2 separate regions of the Homo sapiens genome follow, and region 2 is linked to region 1. The links are chromatin loops, found by intact Hi-C in ENCODE. Cell type or tissue: Panc1. All regions are shown on one strand.

What was found. Peaks named below come from ENCODE experiments on the same cell type or tissue, not always from the same donor. Only the 100,000 strongest peaks of a DNase experiment are listed, where the experiment ranks them.
Region 2: a loop joins it to region 1, with 7 times the contacts of the local background. A loop is called at or near these places in 4 of 110 quality-filtered maps.

The regions. Positions count from the first base shown.
Region 1 is chr2:63,297,929-63,305,928 of GRCh38, forward strand. The region is part of intron 13 of WDPCP (WD repeat containing planar cell polarity effector); the gene reads right to left. Among named protein-coding and RNA genes, the nearest start is that of OTX1, 250 kb to the left of the region's middle. In Panc1, CTCF peaks have their summits at 3,166 (motif pointing left) and 3,371; no DNase peak of the experiment used is centred here.
Region 2 is chr2:62,782,495-62,790,494 of GRCh38, forward strand. All of the region lies in intron 5 of EHBP1 (EH domain binding protein 1), which reads left to right. Among named protein-coding and RNA genes, the nearest start is that of EHBP1, 81 kb to the left of the region's middle. RefSeq lists an enhancer at 2,799-2,868. In Panc1, CTCF peaks have their summits at 4,996 (motif pointing right) and 5,199; a DNase peak (open chromatin) is centred at 5,087; H3K27ac peaks cover 1,034 bases.

The DNA of each region.
Region 1 (8,000 bases):
ATTAATGGCTGCAGCCATATGTTTAGCCTCAACTTGCAGCTCTATCTATATCTATTGTTGCCACTTGGGGAGAAAAAATGGCCAAAGGGTAAAACCTCCAGAATGCATGCTTCTGGCAGTACCTGACTTTTACACTCTCCCAGTGAATAGGAATGCATGGTATCTAAACGGGACACAACGCATACTGACAAGGATGCCACCAGGTGCATATACCAGTCCAATTAGAGGGTAAGTAAGGCCAGCTGTGGGTGTCACGGCCCATAACAATCCCCAAGGGGAGGGATAGGCCCCCATGTGGAGAGAGTTATACTGCCACCCAGCCACATATCTTTGGTTATTTGAAGGGATCGGTTACATTGCTGTGGGGATAGCCATCTGTGATGGTTAATATTGTCAACTTGATTGGATTGACGTATGCAAAGTATTGTTTCTGGGTGTCGCCAGAAGAGATTAACATTTGAATCAGTGGACTGGGAGAGGAAGAACCACCTTCAGGAAGACCCACCCACAATGTGGGTGGGCATTATCCCATTGGCTGCCAGCATGGCTAGAAAAGCAAGCAGAAGAAGGTGGAAGAAGCTGACTTGCTGAGTCTTCTTGCCTTTATCTTTCTCCCATGCTGGATGCTTCCTGCTCTCAAGACTCCAAGTTCTTCAGCTTTTGGACTCTTGGACTTACATCAGTGGTTTGCCAGGGGCTCTCGGGCCTTCAGCCACAGCTGTGAGGCCACAATGTTGACTTCCTTACTTTTGAGGTTTTGGGACTTGGGCTGAGCCATTACTGGGTTCCTTGGCAGCCATTACATAGAGGCAAAGGTCCTATGTAGTCTACCTGCCACTGTTGCACTTGGCTGCAGCCCTGGCCTATCTGTTCAGTATTGTGTGGAAAGGGCCTGAGGTGTTGCTGTGCACAGGTAGGACATTGCTGATAGATGAGTACTATATCTTTATATCATAGTGGTAGTCCTCAATTTTCACTATGTCCCAAAAGGTATGTGGTCCCCAATGTCCTGTCTTTTTATGTAGCCAGTAAGCCACATCTTTTGTGGGCACTTCCTTGAGGAGGAGAATGTAGGCTAGGCTTGTCTACCTGTTGATTTCCAGGTGGTGTAGATGCAATGTGGGCATCCACATGGTAGACTGTTACATGCATCCTCTGGATGCATGGAGAACGTCATTCCACACGTCAGCACCTGAAAGGGCACAGGCTGCTATTGACCAATCCTGTGTTTTCCACCATAGTAGCCACATTGTGAGTCCCTTAAAGACAGCCCAGCTGTCAGTGCATAGGACTACTGGGTCCAGCTTATGAAGGAGGACCATCCAAGCTGCCTACAGCTCAGCCCATTGGCTACTATGCCCTTCACCTGTATCAAACCAGATACTATCAGTGGATGGCTGAGTGGCCACAACTGTCTAGTTGCAAGGATTGCATCGTGATGAGCCATCTGTGTACCAGGCCTGGTTAGGAATTGGACCCTGTCCCTACTGTAAAAAGGAAGGGATTTGTGGAGGCTCAGCATCCTCCACTGAAGACTGTCCTTCAGTTGTAACATAAGTGACAGGTCCAAGCATCAAATGGAGCTCTGCAATCAAGGGGCTATTAGTTCATGTGCTCCTCTGTTGAAGGCAGGCTTCACATTTGGCCAGTCTGGGCATTCATAGACTTTGGTTTCTGGAAGGTACCCTTCAGCCAACCTGCTGTGAGGTACGGGGTGCATACGAGCCTCGAGACCCTCTTTGTAATGTCCTCAACTTGTAAGGCATAATATGTAGCACAAAGTTGTTGCTCTGCGACATTACATTTAACTCCAGTCCCCTTCCATAGTGATGCAGGAGTTAAGAAGAAATCCCTTAGGCAGATAGCAAGGACATGGGAGTCCTTGGAAAGGCTTTTCTGTTTAATAAAAAGCAGCCCCGATCATTTTCTAACAAAGAACAGCCTGCAAGCTGGGAGCTTGCATGGATGAATGCCGGCAGGAACTAAGGACTGGACATTTTTAAGATGGCGGCTCCATCTTCCCTTCTCTGCCAGCCACGTGTGCTGTAAGGAGCAGATAAGATGGCACTGATCAACTGGAAAGCCCTGGGACAACTAGCCTTCCCTGCTTGCTATGTAAACATCATACCTGATGGAACCAATCTATGAGCCCTATATAAATCAGACACCACCTCCTCAAACTGGACTATAAACTTGGCCAGCTGGCCCTTTCTGCTAGGAGACCTCTTCCTCTACGGAGGAAGCTGTTGCTCTTTCTCTTCTCTTCTACCTATTAAACCTCTGTTCCTAAACTCCTCATGTGTGTCTGTGCCCTAAATTTTCCTGGTGCATGACAATGAACCCCAGGGTTTATAACCCAGACAATGTAGCCACTTCATAATGGGAACCTTGTCTAGGATACCAAGTACAACATTCATCAAAATGGTGAGTAGAGGGGAGCGAACTCCAACTCTGTCCTTTCCTTCTGAGGCTCTCAGCCTCCATTTTAGACCTTTCATGGAGGACTTAGTTGTTGCATGGGACTGAAAGAAGTCCTAGGGCAAATGAATATTTCTTCTGGCCAGAGCTCCCACCTGGTATTATTCAAAGGCTTCTGGACTGACCCCAGCCTCTGACTGCCCTGATGGGGTGTCAGCAACAGGATCCCCAACTTTCCTATCATAATTTCCTCCTTTCCTGTTTGCAACTATCATATCTCTTATCCTGTGTATGAAATATATGTGGGAAGTTTTACAGTTCAGGTAAGTAATATTGTTTGGCAATATCAGAGAATGTCTAGTAACTGGGGATATAGCTCAAGGGAAGATGTCTTTGTGATTTTCTAGGAACAGAGGGTTCCCCCCACCACAGTGACTGTCTCTCTCTTAGCCTTTGGTCTGAAGAGCACATGTCATTTCCAGGTCTCTGCCCTTGGTCTGGAGAGTACATGGCATTTCCAGGTCTCTCTGTCCTTGGTCTAGAGAGTACGTGGCATTTCCAGGTCTCTCTCTGCCTTTGGTCTGGAGAGCATGTGGCATTTCCAGGTCTCTCTCTGTCCTTGGTCTGTAGAGCACATGGCATTTCCAGGTCTCTATCTGCCCTTGGTCTGAAGAGCACATGGCATGTCAAGGTCACTCTGCCCTTGGTCTAGAGAGCACATGGTGTTTCAAGGTCAACAGTGCCACCTAGTGGGACAGGGATCCATGAGGCACATTGTTGGTCCTTCAACAAAATACCCTAGCCTCTCAATTATCTTCCCTTTTTGAGCCTCTCTACTGGAAACCAGGCTTTCTGCTGCTTTGGTAAACGGGAAAATTCTGCCTTCAACAATTGCATTAAAATATCCTCCAAAGCCAAATTTTAGTCTTGATACTGTCCCATCAGCAGGAAAATGGCCATTCAGTCTCTACGTTCTTTTAAGGTACCTGTTCTGCCTCCAATTAGAGTGGCACTTAATTAGTAAGGGGATTTTAAGTTCAGAAGTTAGCCTGAACCATTCTCTATGGGTAAACGCTTCAGCACAGGCCATAATAGCAGGATATAAAGTTCAATCTAGCATACCCCCTCCATTAAAGTGGCCTTCTTCAACTATTATGTAGTTTTTCTGGAGATCCATTTTTCAGGGAGCCAGGCAGGTCACACAAATCTAGGAAGTCAAAGGGAAATCACAGGCAGAGAACTAGAGCCACTTGGGTAAGCATGACTAATCCCAATCTCTTAGTTCCTCTGGTTCCATGGCTGGGGGTCACGCCAGCAACCATGAGCAGCATGTTCAACAAGGTGTCAGGACCCAGGAACTATAGAGGGAAAACAGCAAGGGGACACCCCCACTGTCTTCCTCTCCACACTGAGTCACACCAAAAGGAAGGAGACAAAGGGATGCCTTTTTTTTTTTTTTCCACTTTTCTTTCTAGATGGGTACTATCTGAAACCTGCACTCCCTTGGAGTGCATTCTGAAGCACTGGGACTTCTTTCACCCTGAGACTTTAAAGAAAAAGCAGCTCATTTTCTTTTGCACAAGGGCATGGCCTTTTTACTAGATCTTTGCAAGTGTTACAAAATCAACCTAGTGCTTTTAGCAATCATATCGGGCAGACCCAAAAAGAATATTTCTCCAAAATTAGAGAAGCAACTTCGAAGGGAACCACCTCATGATCCCCCTCATTTGGGGCCCCTTCAAGTTCCCTTGTCATTACAGGACCTTAGGCAAATAAAGGGAGACTTAGGTCAATTTTCTAACGACTCTGATAGGTATATAGAAGCTTTCCAAAATTTAACTCATGTATTTGACCTCTCATAGAAGGATGTTAGGCTGCTCCTAAGCCAAACCCTAACCACAGCTGAGAAGCAGGCAGCTCTGCAAGCATCAGAGAATATCAAAGATGAGCAATATGTCTCCTATAGTGGGCCAAAAGAGAAAAGAGAAAATAGAAAAGGGGAAGAAATACAGCAAATACCATTCCCAGTAGGATAGGAAATACCTGTTCACAATCTTAATTGAAACTACCAGACTTTTCTATGGTGTTTTTCCTTCTTTCATGGTTTAAAATGGCTTCTCTTTTATAATGTTCTTCCAACTTTGGAAAAATTAATTTCCCAACCATTAAAATGCTTGGCTTAGAGTTGAGCTAGGAGGAAGGGAACCCAGAAGCCTGACATGCCAACAAAAGGGTAAAAATTTCTTACCAGTTGGGCTTTTGGCTTCTCTCTCCCTGTGCAAATTGGTAAAAGGGATAAATAAGGATAATTGCTAATATTCTCTGTAAAGTTTTAATGAAAAAGGATTTGTGAGGTTGGTGTCAAGCTGTAGACACTCTTGTGTGCTTTGTGTGTCTTTCTGTATGGTTCTGTCAGAAGAAAGGGTACTTTAGGTTAAGATGTAGACCCAGGACCCCATACGACTGCTGTTCAAGCCAGCCCAACAAAATGATCAGTAACAAACTTGGCTACAGGCCTCCATCTTGTTTCATGTCCTTGGGAACATGACCTGTAAACACATGGCAATATTTTGTTTTAGTCTCTGCCATTTTACAATGGTGACTATCTTCTTGTGCTAAGTCAGTTCCTGGGTGAGGGCCACAAAATCAGAAGCCAGTTTTCTGAGTGGGGTCAGGGTATATACCCCAAAGTAGCCACTTCAATAGATGGTACCAGAATCCTAAAGGCACATGTATATGTCCGTGTGTTTCCTACAGGCCCCACCCAAGCCCCTCAGAGTAACTGGCTACCTCCAATTTACAAGGCTATCCCTGCACTATAACTTCCAAGGCCTGCATTTATTTCACTGCGATTTTAGCTTGTTCAAGGCCACATCCTCCTTTGTGGACCAGTTCCAGTGGCCCTCCTTCTTGACTAAGCCATCTAGGGGCCTAAGGAGTTGTACCAAATGGGGAAATAAAAGGACATCAATACCCTAGAAGGCCTAAGAAGGTTTGCAGCTGCTCTGGTGTGGTAGGACGTGGGTTGGCCTTTACCTTATTCTATAATGGTAGACTGAATAAATTTAGTCTCACCCCACTAGATGAAACCCAGGTATTTGACTGATACGCCTGGACCCTGGACTTTGCATTGACCACCCATTGTACCTCTGTAGGTCAAGTAAGACAGCAAGGTTGGGGCTGCAGTTTCTAAGCTAGAAAAAGACTCAGAAGTTAGCATGATATCATCAGTATAATGGAAAACACATACCCCTCTGGAGTGGTCCACTGACTGAGGTTGGAGGCCTTTTGGCCACAACAGACAGTGGGGCTAAGTAAAGATACCAGGGGCAACACGGTAAAGATTCACCGTTCTCTTTTCCCAGATGAATGCATATTGGTCTTGGCTCTCTGGGGCAATGGGAATGCTAAAGAAGGCCTTGGTAAACAACCCAGCAAGAGAAAAGAACAAACAATCCCATTAAAAGTGGGCAAAAGAGATAGACATTTCTCAAAAGAAGACATATAAGCAGTCAATAAACATATGAAAAAATGCTCAACATCACTAATTATCAGAGAAATTAAAATTAAAACCACACTGACATTTCATCTTACATGACTCAGAATGGCTATTAGTAAAAAGTCAAAAAAAAAAAAAAAACAGATGTAGGCAGGGATGTGGAGTAAAGGGAGCCCTTGTACACTGTTGGTGGGAATGTGAATTAGTACTACTTCTATAAAAAACAGTATAGATGTTTTACAAAGAACTAAAAATAAAACTACCATTCAACCCAGCAATCCCACAACTGGGCATCTACCCAAAGGAAAATAAATTATTATATAAAAAAGACACTTGCACTCATATGTTTATTGCAGTATTATTCACAATAGTAAAGTCATGGAATCAACTGAAGTCTTCATCAATGGTTGATTGTATAAAGAAAATGTGACATATGGGTGGCTGGCAAGATGGCTGAATTGGAACAGCTCCAGTCTGCAGCTCCCAGTGAGATCAACACAGAAGGTGGGTGATTTCTGCATTTCCAACTGAGGTACCTGATTCATCAAATTGAGACTGGTTAGATGGTGGGTGCAGCCCACAGAAGGCGAGCTGAAGCAGGGTGGGGCATCGCCTCACATGGGAAGCACAAGGGGTCGGGGAACTCCCTCCCCTAGCCAAGGGAAGCTGTGAGGGACTGTGCTGTGAGGGACTGTACCGTGAGGAACAGTGCATTTAGGCCCAGATACTACACTTTTCCCATGGTTTTCGCAACTTGCAGACCAGGAGATTCCCTCGGGTGCCTACACCACCAGGGCCCTGGGTTTCAAGCACAAAACTTGGTGGCTGTTTGGGAAGACACCGAGCTAGCTGCAGGAGTTTTTTTTCATACCCCAGTGGTGCCTGGAATGCCAGTGAGACACAACCGTTTACTTCCCTGGAAAGGGGGCTGAAGGCAGGGAGCCAGGTGGTCTAGCTCAGCGGATCCCACCCCCATGGAGCCCAGCAAGCTAAGATCTACTAGCTTGAAATTCTTGCCAGCACAGCAGTTTGAAGTCCACCTGGGACACTCGAGCCTGGTGGGGAGAGCGGCATCCACCATTATTGAGGCTTGAGTAGGCAGTTTTCCCCTCACGTTGTAAACAAAGCTGCCAGGAGGTTCAAAATGGGAAGAGCCCACCACAGATCAGCAAAGCCGCGGTAGCCAGACTGCCTCCCTAGATTCCTCCTCTCTGGGCAGGGCATCTCTGAGAGAAAGGCAGCAGCCCCAGTCAGGGGCTTATAGATAAAACTCCCACCTCCCTGGGACAGAGCACCTGGGGGAAAGGGCGACTTTGGGCACAGCTTCAGCAGACTTAAACATTCCTGCCTGCTAGCTCTGAAGAGAGCAGTGGATCTCCCAGCACAGCACTCAAGCTCTAAGGGACAGACTGCCTCCTCAAGTGTGCCCCTGACCCCCGTGACTCCTGACTGGGAGACATCTCCCAGCAGGGGTCAATAGACACCTCATACAAGAGAGCTCCTGCTGGCATCTGACAGATGCCCCTCTGGGACGAAGGAACAGGCAGCGATCTTTGCTGTTCTGCAGCCTCTGCTGGTGATACCCAGGCAAACTCCAGCAGACCTGCAGTAGAAGGGCCTGACTACTAGAAGGAAAACTAACAAACAGAAAGAAATAGCATCAACATCAACAAAAAAGACGTCCACACAAAAACCCCATCCAAAGGTCACCAGCATCAAAGACCAAAGGTAGATAAATCCACAAAGATGAGGAAAAACCAGGGCAAAAAGGCTGAAAATTCCAAAAACCAGAAAGCTGCTTCTCCTCCAAAGGATCACAGCTCCTTGCCAGCAAGGGAACAAAACTGGATGGAGAATGAGTGAGACGAATTGACAGTAGGCTTCAGAAGGTGGGTAATAACAAACTCCACCGAGCTCAAGGAGCATGTTCTAACCCAATGCAAGGAAGCTAAGAACCTTGAAAAAAAGTTAGAGGAATTGCTAACTAGAATAACCAGTTTAGAGAAGAACATAAATGACCTGATGGAGATGAAAAATACAGCACAAGAACTTCACAAAGCATACTGAAGGAGATAGAGACACA
Region 2 (8,000 bases), 520 kb before region 1:
GGTAATTTATAATATAAAGAAAAGAGGTTTAATTGACCCACAGTTCCGTATGGCTGGGGAGGCCTCAGGAAACTTACAGTCATAGTGGAAGGCACCTCTTCACAGGGTAGCAGGAGACAGAATGAATGCCAAGCAAAGGGGGTAAGCCCCTTGTAAAACCATCAGATCTCCTGAGAACTCATAAGAACAGTATGGGGGAAACTGCCCCCATAATTCAGTTATCTCCACCTGGTCCTACCCTTGACGTGTGGAGATTATTACAATTCAAGATAAGATTTGGGTGGGGACACAGCCAAACCATATCATTCAGTCCCTGGCCCCTCCCATATCTCATGTCTTCACGTTTCAAAACAAAATCATGCCTTCCCAACAGTCCCCCAAAGTCTTAACTCATTCCAGCATTAACCAAAAGTCTAAGTCCAAAGTTTTATCCGAGACAAGGCAAGTCCCTTCCACCTATGAGCCTGTAAAATTAAAAGCAAGTTAGTTACTTCTCAGATACAATGGGGGTGTGGGCGTTGGGTAAATACACCCATTCCTAATGGGAGAAATTGACCAAAACAAAGGGGATACAGGCCATATGCAAGTCCAAAATCCAACAGGGCAGTCATTAAACCTTAAAGTTCCAAAATGATCTCCTTTGATGCCATATCTCACAGCTAGGTCACGCTGATGCAAGAGGTGGCACTCACAGACTTGGGCAGCTCCACCTCTGTGGCTCTGCAGGGTACAGCCCCCCTCCTGGCTGCTTTCACGGGCTGTCATTTAGTGTCTGTGGCTTTTCCAGGTGCACAGTGCAACCTCTCAGTGGATCTACCATTCTGGAGTCTGAAAGATGGTGGACCTCTTCTCACAGCTCCACTAGGCAGTGCCCCAGTGGGGACTCTGTGTAGGGGCTCCAACCTGACACTTCCCTTCCACACAGCCCTAGCAGAGTTTCCCCATGAGGGCTCTGCCCCTGCAGCAAACTTCTATCTGGACATCCAGGCCTTTGTATACATCCTCTGAAATCTAGGTGGAGGTTTCTAATCCTGAGTTCTTGACTTCTGTGCATTCACAGGCCCAACACCACGTAGAAGCTGCCAAGGCTTGGGGCTTGCACCCTCTGAAGCAATGGCTTAAGCTGTATGTTGGCCCCTTTTAGCCCTTGCTCAAGTGGCTGGGACACAGGGCACCAAGTCCCAAGGCTGCACACAGCAGGGGAGCCCTGGACCTGGCTCAGGAAACCATTTTTCCCTTCCAGGCCTCCTGGCCTGTGATGGGAGGGGCTGCTGTGAAGGTCTCTGACATGAACTGGGGACATTTTCCCCATTGTCTTGGTGACTAACATTAGTCTCCTCATTACTTATGCAAATTTCTGCAGTTGGCTTGAATTTCTGCCCAGAAAATGGGGTTTTCTTTTTTATCACATTGTCAGGCTGTAAATTTTCCAAATGTTTTGCTCTGCTTCCTCCTGAATGCTTTGCTGCTTAGAAATTTCCTCTGCTGGATACCCTAAATCATCTCTTTCAAGTTCAAAGTTCCACAGATCTCTGGGGCAGGATGAATTTAGAAATAAATCAGCCTTAATAACTTTGAAGAATTTCCCCTTTACCCTTAAAATTAGGAAAAATTTAGAAAAGTGGTCAAATGACATGAAATGGATATAAAACTACTAATTAAATCACTAAAAATCATGATGTATTTACTTTATATTAAATCTTTTCAGCCAAAGCAATTAACAATATATGTTTCCTACCTCTTTTGATATTTTCCAAAATCACATTTTTTCTTTTCAAACTGAAGAAGAGAAAGATTGAATTTTTTTATAAAGGAGACCATTGTTCTACTTAATTTGGGTCACAGAATGATTGTTTTTTGGATTTCATTATCCTGGGTACTGTGATATTGGTTATACATTTACTTCCTAACATTGGGGATATGAATAAGACAAAGTTTCACCTGCATGTAGTTCTCAATCTAGTCAGAGAGGCAGATCTGTAAGCAAATCATCGAAATATAGTGAGGATGCTAAAGAGGCAGGTGGCAGGCCCCTTGAAGACGTCCAGGAGTACTCATATCTATCAGGGGCATGGGAAAGGCTTTATGGAGCAGTTGCCACATGAACTTGAAAGACTTTTAAAAGTTCACTCACCAGATAATTGTGTGAAGAGAATGGGGTCTGAGGTAAGCACAGAGGGAATAGCCTTGGTAAAGGCACAGAGATAAAATTGTTACAGCTTTATACCCAAAGTGAGGAGAGTACTAGGGGTTGAAGCTATCAACATGAGCCCTTACTCATCTTGGGTAAGACTATGGATGGCCTTGTGTGCCATACCGAGGAATTTGAACTTTATCCTAGCAGCCTGTGGATCCCAAACTTGGCTGCCTATGAGAATCACTTCTGGACTATGAAAACATATAGATTTGCCCACTGGACCCTCTATGATTCTGATTCATCATTCCAGTAAGCTATCAGGAAGCATGGAAAAGTTTTAAGCAGAGTGATAATATGGTCAGATTTGTATTTTTAAATAATCAGTTTTTACCTTTCAAACTTTTTTTTACTGTAGCTGTAAGAAATACATTTTATATTATGATCTAGTATACACATATATGTACCTGTGAACAACTGAAACAAGTCTTACTCTTACAAGTATTGTGGGATGTACTGTGGTATTTTCTGTTCTATCCTGATGTTTTAGAATGCTGTTTGCAAACCGCTTAATTGACTTTGCAACCCATTAAAATGAATTCACCATCCACTAATGGATCATAACCCACAGTTTAAAAAAGATATTTCTATAGAGAATGAATTGAAATGTGCAAAACTGAAGGACTTGAGATCAGATAGGCAACTGATTCAGTTATCCAAGTAACAGATGTCATGGGCGTGAACTGGGACAGTGGCCTTAGCAGGTGCAGACAGAGAAGAGGCGAAAAAGATTCAGAAGTGTGTAGAAGGTAGTGGAATCACTTCTTAGTGACTCATTTCAAGGGCTAAGGGAGGTCAGAGAGTGTAGGGTGACTTCCAGATTTCTAGTTTGAATGTTTAGATAATTTGCTCTTAGTCAGTATAGAGAACACAAAGGAAGAATTGGTAGGAGTGGGTTGTGGCGGGGGAAAGATATCCAGAAGGCAGTTGGATATATCAGTGATTTTTTTCCAAGTGAGATTCCTTTAAATTTTATTTTCTTTTTCTTATTAAAATATATATTTTAAGGCCCTGTATTCTCCTTCACCTTTCTTATACAACCTACTTTTTCTTACATTGGTTTCTAGTGTTTTTATGTGGATTGCCCTAAAATATTTTTAAACTTTCTGCTTATGCTGTAAACTACTGTAATACCATTCCAGTCTTTTCCAGGACATATATAACTCCTTGCCCAAATGAAACTTACGAAACTTTTTTTTTTCTTTCTGAACCACATCATCCTTTCCTCATCCATCAGAGGTAGTGATCTCATTTTTCTGACCTTTCTGCGTGTTGTTCCATTTTGTATTTCCAGCTTTGTGGGCATTAGTTGTCTACTGCATTCCCGTATGTAACCAACTAAACATTGTTATAAGCAGTGCAGCAATGCTTGCTGGAACTTGATAATTTTCTGCCACTTGTGATTCAGTTAAATAGATCAGATTATAGTCATATTAGGGTTTGGCTGGGCAGTTCTGGCTTTGAAATCTCTCATGCAGTTGTAGTCTGAGGTGGTTGGGGTAGAACATGAGGGGAGGAAGGACTGGAGCCCATGAGATGGACCCTGGCATTTCATGTGGTATCAAGGCCTCTCCATTTCCTCTCTTTCAGTGGGTTAGTGTGGATTTTTTTCAAGGCAGTTGGATTACTTTCATGGCAGCTAAAGACTTCAAGAATGACTATTCTAGCTCTCCCAGTGTAAGTTGCATCACCTTCTTGACCTAGCCTTGCCACATAGTGTTACTTCATCATTTTATGTTAGCTGTAAGCCAATCACAAACCTGCCGTGGTTCAAAGGGGAGGGGAATTAGACTCTACCTCTTGATTGGGAAGTGGTAAGGCTCTAGAAGAAAATGTGGGATGAGAAATATTTTTGTAGGCAATCTGCAATAGCTATGTAGAAAATATATCAATGTCATCATACAGATTTTTAGTTTTGCCTGGAGTTTGCTACTGTGTTCGTACTGCACCTTGAATCTTAAAGATTAAGTTAGCTTTTATGATTTAATTTTTCACATCTTGTTTAATTTCTGAACTTGGATAATTTGCTTTCTCCGCAGCAGAATTAAGTATATAGTTATGAAGATGCTTTAAGCCTATGTGTTAGGTTTCACTGGTACAGGACAGTTGCAGGCAGCAGCAGTTTGGCCAGCTCTGCAGAGTGGGCAATTTTGAATTGCATGTTATCTTGTGTGTTTTCTAAGAGCAGTTCTTGATTCCTGTCTTCAAAACTCTAAGGGACCCCTGTAGCCTGTTGAGTAGACTGCTGAAAGTTTTAAATAACTGAAAATACGTTCTCACTTTAACTGCTATGTTCCTTGTTAGACCGCAGGCATGGCTGTATGACATAAACCAAATATTACTGGCTGTATTTCATAGCCTTGCAAGTTTTCATTAGCAATAGGAAATGAATCTGACAAGACGCTGTCTTTCTTTAAGTATGTGCACTATTATTGCTTATTTTCAGAAATAAGCTCCTATCAGTATAGTCATGATTTTTGACTGATAAAGTTTAGTTCCCAGTTCTGCTGCCGTGCTTGAATTATACTTAATAAATATCATTTGATAATCTGCTGACATAAATACTAATTTTAACAATGGTTCTAAAGTTATATTTTATAAATATACTATGCAGGAAAAGAAATCCCTGAGGATAGAAAATACAAAACAACAATTAATATGGATACTCCTGTTGCCCCTCCTGCACCACCCCACACTGCACCGCTGCCCCCCCCCCCCACCCCCTTGCTCCATTAATGTGTTCTTTCATAGAGGCGTGGCAAGTTTGTCTATATTGAAGAAAGCCTATCTGGAATAGTCATTTAGTGTAATGCTGTTTAGAGTATTATAACCACTTGATGGCACCCTTTGATTTGGTACAAACCTCATTAGCCATAGCACAGTGCAGCATAGTAGTTGTAATGGAATAACACATAAGAACTAAAGACTGCAAGGTATCTGGTTAATGTAGAGATGAAATGAATGCAATAGCAAGGCTAAGCTTTCCTGACCCTTCATGAAAGAATAGATGAAAAAAGGAAGAATAAGCTATTGTGCCAAAGGGAGATGATGAAATTCAAGATCCACACACATAATCTCTGGCTCAGCCTCTGAAATGTTAATCCCTGGGTAGAATTATTTGAGCTATAGATTGCAATTTATCATCAAAATGGCACTGTGTCAAACAATACTTTTTATATGTGTGGTGTTTAGAACTATCCAATTTTAATATAAAATGGTTCACAGAGCACTGGCTAATATTTAAGTAGCAACTCTTTAAGGTTGTGATTTGGGGGAATGGAGTAGGATGGTTTCTTTACATCAAAATATGAATTGTGTTTTAGATAGAAGGCTTTGGGAGAATTTTTTTCTTTTTCTCAGTGACAGTTTATTTTTAATGCCAGGAAAAGGGATTTTTAAAGAATGCCTCTTTTAAATTAAGTGGTTTAGAATTGTTTTCTTTCATAGACAAATGATGTTTTTGTAATTATACAATAATTCTGTAATTTTTTCTAACATTGCTTAAAAATATGCTAGCTGATGAAATGTTATATATTTAAAGGTTTATGTGGTCTTTCCTATTCCAATATAAAATATTTGTATGTTTTCTCTTATTTAAATCACCCAACTTCTGCCCACTAGGGAGTGGAGTCATAATTCGTATGTGTTGTGATGTTTTTTCCCTTAAAACCAAATTCTTCCAATTAAAAGAACTAAACTTTGATAGTATAGGTGGAGGGGTGGGTATTGCATATGTCTATTAATCTGTCACTCTGAGTAATACTCATGTTATGGACTTTTCCTGTGTACCAAAAAAAAAACCCTGTTGTTATTTTCTAGAAAATTAGGAAACTTAAAATAACCCTGTTTCTGGAATCTAGAAGCTTGAAATTCCAGTTTAACTATATATTTTTCCTTTAAACTTTATCATACTAATTTATAAGAGGCTTTTTTTGCCTCCTTTCACTTAAGAAAAGCAATTATTTTCTGTTATTACTAAGAAATTATTTTACTTAATTTTGTTTTTATATTCTTCTTACCTGTTTCTGAAGGTTTGCCAATAAGCTTGATCTTTAACAGAAACCTATATTTAATTTACACCTAATAGATCATACCATTCCAGTACCTTCATTACTAATTGCAGATGTTGAAGGCATGCTGTGACCCTGTTAGATGTATTAGATGCTGTAGCACAAATCTATGAAACGCCACTCATCTGTGCATGAATAATTCTGTGTTACCATATTTTAGCTCTGGTGGGAAAAATATTTGATTTACTGGTGGTAGGGAACATGAGAGGAGTCACTGTGAAAAGCATATGTCCTGTGAAAATGTCTTGTCTTTGGCAGCTGTCTTCTTTTAGTGATCATGAAGAGTTAAACCTTAGATCCAGAGTCACACCTATGGAGACTAGAAGTTGTGCATGTTTGAGATATTGCTGGCCCTTTATAATACCCAGTCATCAAGAACAGATAGTATGGAGTAGTCTTTTGGCTGTTGCCATTAATAAGAGTGCTCTGTGAGACTGCATAGCCATTTCAAATTGTTTTTGGAGGCAAAGGGTTCAGAATGTACATTAGGAAGACACAAACACATATATATGTAGTAGAAAAAGACCTTGGAATTCCTAACTTGGTAAAATATTACAAAGTTGCTTCATCTATTTACGTAATTACATCTGCTGACGTTTTAATTTAAATGCCACCTAGAAAGTTGATAGAGTTAAGTTTAGCTGAGTGTTTTAAAAATGTGACTTTCTCAACTATGTAACACTTCTCCACCCACCCACCCACCAAAAGGCCTACTCCCTGCTTTCTGTTTCTGAGGACAGAATGTTATAAAGGACGGTTAGTGCCTCAAACGTGCACAACCTCTGATCTTCAGAGGTCTGGCTCTGGATTTAATTCTTAACTATTCATGATCACTTAAAGATGACAGCTGCCAAAGTCAAGATTTCAGTAACCTTTTAAGTAAGCTCCTGGTTCCACACGGAGTGCCAATGCATACATCTTCCAACCCACTGCACTGGCAGTCTCATACCCAATGCTGAATACAGTGTTCCAGCCTGGTGCCTTTCAGCACACACAAAACTGATCAATGTCCAATTTTATCCAACCACCCACACTAAATATGAAACCTCGTGATGCTGTCACAGATGCCTGCAGGGTAGCACTCCTGCAAATTTTAAAAAACATGAGATTGTTAAAACAACTAGGAAAAACCCCTTTCTGATGCCAGTTACCTAAAACTTACTTGTTTTTGAAGTAGCACCTTTAGTTTTCTATATGATGTCAGCGAATATAATTTGTTGAGAAAAATGTTTCTTACACATTGTTTTTCCACATCCTCCTAGTTTTATAGGCCTTATTAAATAGTTTCAGTGAGCCAGTCTTTGAAATAAAGCCCAGGTGAATATTTATATTTCCACTGTAGCAGCAGCATGCATTCTTGATGATTGACCTTTACCCTGACATAATGTCGTCTTGTGACATTGAATGAAATAAATGAAGAAACTAGTCCTTGGCTTGATTTGTATTGGCAGAAGAAAGCAAACAGAGTGGTTTGTCAGGTTGCTAAAAACGTCAAAATACAGTTCTGGGACAATTTCTAACACAAAGGTTTTTTGTTGTTTGTTTTGTTTTGTTTTTTAAATAATGTGTGGGTGGTTGGATGTTCTTTGAAAAAAGCACACATTTGAAAGGAAATTGAATTCCAGCAGTACCTGTATCAGATAATAATAGGAAGTAAATTGTTTCCCTTTATTTGAAGTTGCATTTTATTAGTCAGATGCTTGTTGGTGGCATGTTTAAACATTAAACATTTAGAG